3 separate regions of the Homo sapiens genome follow, and all the other regions are linked to region 2. A link is a contact called in ENCODE Hi-C or POLR2A ChIA-PET data. All regions are on one chromosome and are shown on one strand. Each heading gives the region's core, a stretch centred on a gene start or an enhancer-like site at or near the end of the contact. The rest is flanking DNA. Distances are from core to core; before and after follow the strand shown. Region 1 holds the start of LINC02560 (long intergenic non-protein coding RNA 2560). Region 2 holds the start of ZSCAN18 (zinc finger and SCAN domain containing 18). Region 3 holds the start of ZNF837 (zinc finger protein 837).

Region 1 (2,700 bases), core at 51-2,550, 300 kb before region 2:
CAGCGCAACGTGGTCGTCATGGCAACATCGCCCTCGGGTCCCTGATTGGCCGTCGAGTCTGGCGCGCCTTCCCTACCTCACGTAATAGGGCTGCGGCACTAAGGCGACGCGCGCGCGCAGCACAGGCGTGATGAGTTGTTATGGCGACCAGAGTCCCGCCTCTTCAGCCCTACATAGGGCCTCCGATTGGTCCGCGCTTCCTCGAAGGCCTCTCCGCATTCTGGGCGGGGCCCGCCCGGGGCAAGAGGAGGGAGAAGGCAGGGCCGTGACTATGAGGGCGGAGGAGAGAAGTGCGGCTGTGATCTGGGGAAGGAGGGAAACCCAAGGATGCCAGCACGTGCGGTTGAGGTGAGAAGGGATCTTGCAGAACGCTTCCAGGACCCAGATTCGTATGCACGCCCTGCCCAGCTGGTCAGCCTCAGTTTCCCCATCTGTCAGTCTGGACAGTGACGCTCCCAGCGTCCGGCGAAGCCCCGCTCTTGGCCCTTGGTCCCTCCGCCTGATCACAAGAGGGTGCCGCGACGGCCGGGGACGGGTCTGGCGTGGGCAGGGACCTCTCCGACCCTCATTGAGGAAAGAATGGCGGAACCCGAAAACCGGGCCCTGGCGTCCCTCCTGCAAGGTGGGGAGGAGAGCTGGACGGCAGGATTTGGGAAGGGCTTGGGGAGCAGGGCCCCCTGAGGGTGGCGGGGGAGGCAGTGCTACCAGAACCATGGTTCGGTTGGTTCAGCCGCCTGGACCTCATCTGCTCCCTGAGGTTGGTCTTTGCTCCGCACCCTGGTGCGGCCTGGTACACAGAAGGCGCTCAGTAAACACTTGTGGATGAAGGAAAAAGAGAATTTATTGTCGTCGATTTACAGAAAACAGAATCAAAGGCCGTGCCGTGCTGGGCCCTCTGGCACCCGGCTTCACAAGCACCCAGGCCTGCCAGGAGGAGCAAGTCCGGGGCCGAAGTGCCAAGGGGCAGGGTGTACAGCAGTGATGGGGTGGGCAGAGAGAGGATAGGAGGGCACAACTCCAGCTCTGAAGAAGAGAAAGAGGAGATTGGCTGAGGCTGGGCAAGGGTGGGAGGCGTCCCCCTGGGTGGTGTCAGGCAGCCTCTTTGTTTGAAAGCAGTGGATAGGCAGGCAGACATTGGGCACCAAGGTGGTAATCAGCAGACCAGATGCCCAGCAACTCCTAGGCTCAGTCATCAGCCTCATTTTACTGCAAGAGAGAATGAGGCCCCTGGCTCCAAGCTGGTAGAGTGCAGAAGCCACAAAAGCACCTAGGAGCGAGCTGGTTAAGACGGAGAATGCGGCCAGCCCCACCCAATACCCCCAGCCCCACCCCTGGCCTCCCCAGGTCCTCCTGTATTTGTGCAGGCTATGCCACTGGCCTCAATGCCAGCTCCTGAGCATCCTTTAGGATACAGCTCCCTCCTCCAGGCAGCCTTCCTGGTCTACCCTCAGGCACAGAACATCCTCTCCCTCTTCTGTGCAACACCAGGCAAGGGCCCCTTTCTGACTCCCCTGCTTGGCCTGTCTGGGTCAGAAATACCATTGCACACCCCCACTCCCCTAGGTTGGGTGGGAGAGGGAAGCAATGAGGAGGATCTCTGAGACCCTATGGTAGGCAGAATAATGGCCTCCAAAGATATCCCGGTCTGAATCCCTGGAACTTGTGAATCTTTTACCTGACACCACAAAATGGACTTTGCAGGTGTGATTAAATTAATGATCATGAGATGGGGAGACTATCTTGGATTATTCGGGTGGGCGCTATGTACTTGTAGTGTCCTTATAAGTGAAAGAGGGAGGTAGGAGGGTCAGAGAGATCTGAAGATGCTGCACTGCTGGCTTTGAAGGAGCCAGGAGCCAAGGAATGCAGCCCTAGAAGCTGGAAAAACTAATGAAATGAATTCTCTCTTAGAGCCTCTAGAAAGAACTAGCCCTATGGGCAACTCAACTTTAGCCCAGTGAAACTGATCGTTGACTTCTGGACTGCAGAACTGCAAGATAAGAAGTGTGTGTTTAGCCAGGCATGGTGGCCCATGCCTGTAATCCCAGCACTTTGGGAGGCTGAGGTGGGTAGATTACTTGAGACCAAGAGTTCAAGACCAGCCTGGCCAACATGGTGAAACCCCGTCTCTATTACAAATACAAAAAGCCGGGTGTGGTGGCGGGCGCCTGTAATATCAGCTACTTGGGAGACTGAGGCAGGAGAATGATTTGAACCTAGGAGGCAGAGGTTGCAGTGAACCGAGGTTGCGCCACTGCACTCTAGCCTGGGCTACAGAGCGAGACTCTGTCTCAAAAAAATAAATAAATAAATGAAATAAGGCCGGCTGCGGTGGCTCAGGCCTGTAATCCCAGCACTTTGGGAGGGCAAGGCAGGCAAATCACGAGGCCGGGAGTTTGAGATCAGCCTGGCCAACATGGTGAAACCCCGTCTCTACTAAAAATACAAAAATTAGCCAGGCATGGTGGCGGGCGCCTGTAATCCCAGCTACTTGGGAGCCTAAGGCAGGAGAATCGCTTGAACCCGGGAAGCGGAGGTTGCAGTAAGCCGAGATCATACCACTCCACTCCAGCTCGGGCGACAGAGTGAGACTCTGTTTCAAAAATAAATTAAAAAAAATAAACGCGTGTTCTAAATAATTAAGTTGGGGGTATTTTGTCACAGCAGCCACAGAAAATGAATAGACCACCAACTCTGCGG
Region 2 (2,700 bases), core at 130-2,629:
TTGGGCTTTTATCCCAGAAAAGTGAAAACTTACGTTCACAGAAAAATCTGTACACGAATGTTCATAGCAGCTTTATTTTTAATAGCAAAATACTTAAAACGATCCTAATATCTCTCAGTGGGAGAAGGTTTAAACTGCTATATACCATAGAATACTACTTCTCAATAAAATGGAATGAACTGTTGATACATACTACTTCAATGCCTCTCAAAGGAATTATGTTCAGTGAAAAAGCCAATCTGAAGAGGCCACATACTGTATGATCCCACTTATATGACACTGTGAAGGCAAAATTGTAGCAGTGGACTACTTAGATTAGCTGTTCCTGGGGTTATGGGTGGGGAGGGAGTGACTACCAAGAGGCAGCAGGAGGATTTTTGGGCAGTGGAGCTATTCTTTGTCCCGAGTTTGTTGGTGGATATGAGTTAAAATTCATAAAACTGAATACCAAAATGTGTGGTGTATGTAAATTTAAAATATATAAACTGTTCAGATATACATTTTAAAAATCAGTTCACACAAAAACGACCAAAATGGCATCCTCATAAGCGCCTCTATCTGGAAAACTGAAATGGGAAGCAGCTCCTGGCCCTATCCTGCCTTCCAGGGGGGCTACATTTATATGGGGCTTTGCCAAAGCCCTCACCCCAGCTGCCACTCACATTTCCCTCATTTCAGCAGCTCCTGAATCCCTGGGGTGGGTAATCTTTGAGTTCTATCCACTCCTTGAAACTGTAGAACCCATTTTAGCGCATCAGTGTCTCTGGGTCTCCACCTCTTGTCTCCCCAGTACTGGGTCTGCTGGTCCCTGTCTCTGTATCTCTGTCCAGATCTGTCTCAGCCTCGAGTGCTCCTTTTCTCTGGGTCTCTCTCTTTTCCTGAGCCTGAGCTGGTCTCTTTCTTTTCTTGAGCCCATGCTGGTCTTTCCCTTTCTTGATCCTGGGCTGGTCTCCCTCCTTTCTTAACCGTGAGCTGGTCTCTCCCTTTCCGTGTCCGACTCTGTACATCTCTGTTTCGGGGACCCCAGGGCGTCTTGGTCTGCCCCCGAGCGTCTGTGGGCCTTCATGCTTCTCTCCCTCCCGGTCTGCGCGTCTTTTTGTCTTTGTTTCTCCGTTTCTCACCGTCTTTGTTTCTCCGGGTCTCTGGCTGTCAGGGGTCTATTATTTACCCGCTTGTTTACTTCGTTGCCATGGTGCCCAAAATGACGCAGGCGCCGGAGTGGGCGGGACGCCGGGAGGCCACACTCGCGTCTGATTGGCCATGCGCACTGTCACCTGTCACGGCTCCCTTGCTCGCCCCGGTGCGCGGCACAGCCTCGCGGCATTGTGGGAGTCGTAGTCCGCGGTGAGGCCCAGTGCGCAGGCGCAGTTTGCCGGCCGCCATCGCGCACTGGGGCTCCGGGCGGCTGGGACCGGCCTGGGGTAGCTGCGCAGCAGGTGGGTCGGTCCCGGGGATGCAGCGCGGGGGTCAGAGAGCGACCCCAACAGGGTAGACGGTGAGGACGCCTCAGTGGGCAGCGTTAGGGAAAGGGGCCAGGGTGTTCCCGGGGTTGGGGTGCGAGCCCCCGCTGTGCGTCCAGGAGGCCGAGGGTCTGGCATCCCTTCGCGTGGAGTGCGGGGCAGGGGCCGGGTCCCCCCGGAGGTGGCTGAGATCCAGATCGGTGAGGGGCCCTGCAGGCAGGTAGGGAACTAGTGCAACCCCCACCCCGTGTAGGCTCGTGGAGGGGAGGCGCTTAGGGCACCCTGTGGGTGGGAGAACAGGAAGGGGCGGCTCCTGATGGGGGAGAGATGAGGGAGGGGGAGGCTCCTGATGGGGGAGAAAGGGGGGAGGGGAAGGCTCCTGAGGGGGGCGAAAAGGGGGAGGGGGAGGCTCCTGAGTGGGGAAGAGAAGGGAGGGGGAGGCTCCTGAAGGGAAGAGGAGGGGAGGAAGTGGGGGCTGAGGGTGTGAGGATGTGAGGGTGTCCGTGGTGGGGGGACGCTGGGCAGGCTGTGGCCCCAGGGGCTGGAGCAGGGAAGGGATGGAGGGTGCGGGGACCAAAGGGGTGCCTAGAATGGGCATTGTCTCTGCTGCCCCCACCCTTGGAATATCTCGCCTCTCCCCAGTCACCTGGGGGTGGGTTCTGTTTGAGTTAGGTGTCTGCGCCCACCCCGGAGACCTCTCTCGTGGAAGAGGCAAGAGTGGGTGTACTGGCTTCGGTCCTGACCCAGGGGGTTGGGGTGGGGGCCTGACTCACCCTCCCATCACTCCTTCCCCATTTCCTTTCTCTCACCCTCCTGGGCTCCTTCCTTTTCCCAATCCCCCTCTACCCCCGTCCAGACTATCTGGCTTTCCCTGCTCTTGCTCCTTCCTCTCCTGTCTTCTCTCTCCCTGCTACCTTCCCTCCCCGCTTCCCCCATTTCTGTCTGCCCTCCTTCCACTTTCCCATATATTCGCCTGTGTCCTTGCTGACTCCTGGGCGAGGCTGAGTGGCACAGTCACTTGGTTCCATGTCACCTCCTCGGTTCCATTTCACTTCCCCCATCCCATCATGTCCTGCGGATGGTTTCCTGCCCTGGAGTCAGAGCGGGACCACGTGTCGCATCGAGTTGCTGTTTTCTGTGCATGATGCTTGAATCTGTGACTTCCTGGGTATTTCTGGCCTCGGGTTTTCGGGGAGCCTAGGCCAGTTGCGCAGGACATCTCTCTGGTTCTGTCTGTCCT
Region 3 (2,700 bases), core at 14-2,513, 280 kb before region 2:
AAGGGAGTGGAACAGTCCCAGCATCCCTGAAGCAGATGCAGTGGAGGCAGAAAGGTGGGGCAAACTGGGTCGTTACATGCAATATATGTGCTGGACTGGCCAACAAAATTAGATGTCCCTATTGAGGGCAGGAGCCACACAATAGATGGGGGCAAGAGCTGGGGGTTACAAATGGGTAGGAGGCGTGACCAGTTCATCCTACCTGGGAGGGCCCGTAGAGTCAGCAACACCCAAAGGGGCTGGGGAGGCTGTGGTTCCCCAATGGGGCCGCACGTGTTAGAATCAACTAGGAGCCGGACTAGGGGCCTGGCGCAGTGGCTCAAGCCTGTACTCCCAGCACTCTGGAAGGCTGAGACACGAGGATCGCTTGAGCCCAGGAGTTCCAGACCAGTCTGGGCAACATATGGAGACCCTATCTCTAAAATAAATAAATAAATAAAAATAAAAAAACTATCCAGGCATGGTGGCTCCCACCTATAGTCCCAGCTATTCGGGAGGGTGAGGTGGGAGGGTCGCTTCAGTACAGGAGTTCGAGACCAGCCTGGGCGACATAGTGGGAGGAGGAAGGGAGGGGGAGAAGGAGGGGGAGGGAGAGAAGAAAGAAAATTAGCCGGGCGTGGTGGCGCGCGCCCCTGTTAACAGCTACTCTGGAGGCTGAAGTAGGAGGATCGCTTGAGCTCAGGAGGTCGAGGCTGCAGTGAACCGTGATGGTGTCACTGCATTAGCCTGGGCGACAGAGCGAGACCCCGTCTCAAAAAAGCAAACCAAAAAAAATACAAAAAAATAGACTTAACTGAGGAGTTTTGACGCGCATATGCTCGGGCCCAGTCCCAGATTCTGATGTTATCGGTCTGACTCGCAACGCGCTCACCAAGACACTTCAGAGCTCCCCAGGTGCTTCCCAGCCCAACTCTCCCACCCGAGGGGAGCCTGCGAACCGCAAGTCGGTTCCGGGTTGGGACCTCTTAGAAATCAGATTGGGAGAGGAGGCTATCAATCATAATCATGACCAGTCACCCGCTTTCACGAGAAGGAATGGGCGGGACCCTACGTCCCCGTCCAGAACGCCGTTTCTTTGGCGACGACTTAGGTCCACGCCCCGCCTTTTAGGTGTAGCCGGCCTCTGTTTCTATGATAACCGAAGCCCAAGCCTCTCCCTACACCGCTTTCTCCGCAGCGTCAAAGCGGGACATGACGGGACTACGTTTCCCAGCAGTCCCCGCGCGGGTTCCCGCCTGCGCTTGCTGTGGCCCGGGTCCCTCAGTGCCGCGGCGGCCCGGAGGTGGCGGGAGGACGGCTCCGCGCTGCATGCGGGGCGGGGACCAGGGACCCGTGCGGGCCGCCTCCAGAGAGTAAGTGGCATTCTGCGCGGACCCGCAACCTCGGCCTGCGAGGCGGGGACCTCCCGGCGCATAGCGCGGCCACCACCCCAGTCCCCTCTCCACCTCCGCGCGCGGGGTCCGGGGCAGAGGCGTGACGCCGCGCACTTCCGGTCCTCGCGCTCCGGGTCCGGACCGGCCACACAGCACTCGCGACCTTGAGTTCCGGGCGGGACGGGCTTCTGTAGTTCTGGCCCCCGCGTTTCCGTGCTGGGTGTCATTGAAGCCCGCGAGGGGAGGCTCCAGGCCCGGGACCCATCCTGGCGGCCTGCGGCTCTCGGAGTCAAGCCCACCTGCTAGCCGAGGCCGACGCCGGCCTCCCTACCGTCTCTGCCCCCGCATCCTGGCCTTTGCACTTTGCTCTTTCCTTGTCTGCAGACCGGTTTCATGCCCCCTCTTCACAGAGGCCCGAAGAATCCGCTGCCTCCCTCCCTGGCGCCCTCGCGCTGCTCCCTGTCTGATGTTCTTCACGTCTTTTTCTCTCTTAAACGGTCTCTTGTTCATTTCTTCTTGTCTGCGGTCCCCTCCTTCACTCACTATTAGAGCAGGATGCAGCACCGTTTGGCCCTGACACAGTGGATGTCCTGCGAGGGTTGAAGCTTGCTAATCCTTGAGGGTGGAGGCACTGTCGGGAGGACAGACACAGAAGGGAGCTGTGCCTGCACTCAGAGGACATTTCTTCTGCTGTACAGTGCATGATGCACTGTTCTTCCCATTGCGTGCACAGTGTAGAATTGGACATAGGGGCTAGAGTCTGTGTCCCCTGGGACTGTCAGTGTGGGTGAGGTTGGTCTGTGGCTCAGAGAGGTGGAGCCACGCTGAGCTGGGCACTAGCCTGTGTCCTCCACACCTCAGAGCCACCAACGTTGACTTCCCTGCACATTCTGTTTTTGTTGTTGTTGTTGTTGTTGTTGTTTTGAGACGGAGTTTCGCTCTTGTTGCCCAGGCTGGAGTGCAGTGGCGCGATCTCGGCTCACTGCAACCTCCGCCTCCCGGGTTCAAGCGATTCTCCAGCCTCAGCCTCCCGAGTAGCTGGGATTACAGGCATGCACCACCGTGCCTGGCGACTTCCCTGCACATTCTCTTGGGCAAATAAGACCTCATTGTGCCGTGTGCAACCTCCATGAGGATGTTGAACCTCACTAGCTTTCCTGTGTGTGCTGTTGCTCTGCAGTTCTGCAGGGCTCAGCCTTGGCCACGTTAACCTCTCAGTCCCCCTAAATTGGTAACTCTGCATCCTGTTCCCAACACCAGAAGCCCTAAGGACAACTAGAAAGGCTGGGCGAGCACCCAGGTGCAAGCATGCTCACCTGGGGCAGGT

What was found. Hi-C counts contacts between places; a loop is a spot of excess contacts on that map. ChIA-PET counts read pairs that join two places held with the same protein, here RNA polymerase II (POLR2A). Pooled maps may share reads with other maps.
Region 1: a loop to region 2 is called in a pooled map, with 10 times the contacts of the local background. The contact joins the promoter of LINC02560 here to the promoter of ZSCAN18 in region 2. A Hi-C loop is called at or near these places in 1 of 168 maps with a recorded cell type or tissue (naive thymus-derived CD4-positive, alpha-beta T cell) and 9 of 50 pooled maps.
Region 3: a loop to region 2 is called in a map with no recorded cell type, with 11 times the contacts of the local background. The contact joins the promoter of ZNF837 here to the promoter of ZSCAN18 in region 2. A Hi-C loop is called at or near these places in 2 of 37 single-sample maps with no recorded cell type and 9 of 50 pooled maps. POLR2A ChIA-PET finds 5 or more read pairs at or near these places in 1 of 52 experiments (H1).

The regions. Positions count from the first base shown.
Region 1 is chr19:58,398,803-58,401,502 of GRCh38, reverse strand. LINC02560 (long intergenic non-protein coding RNA 2560) reads right to left here and starts at 1,300. Exons shown (of 1, transcript NR_149054.1): 1 at 824-1,300. RefSeq lists an enhancer at 1-293.
Region 2 is chr19:58,096,910-58,099,609 of GRCh38, reverse strand. ZSCAN18 (zinc finger and SCAN domain containing 18) reads left to right here and starts at 1,379. Exons shown (of 7, transcript NM_001145543.2): 1 at 1,379-1,436.
Region 3 is chr19:58,379,593-58,382,292 of GRCh38, reverse strand. It overlaps ZNF837 (zinc finger protein 837), which reads left to right and starts at 1,263. Exons shown (of 3, transcript NM_138466.2): 1 at 1,263-1,352. RefSeq lists a silencer at 1,002-1,511 and enhancers at 1,862-1,921, 1,456-1,997, 1,952-2,181, 1,998-2,539.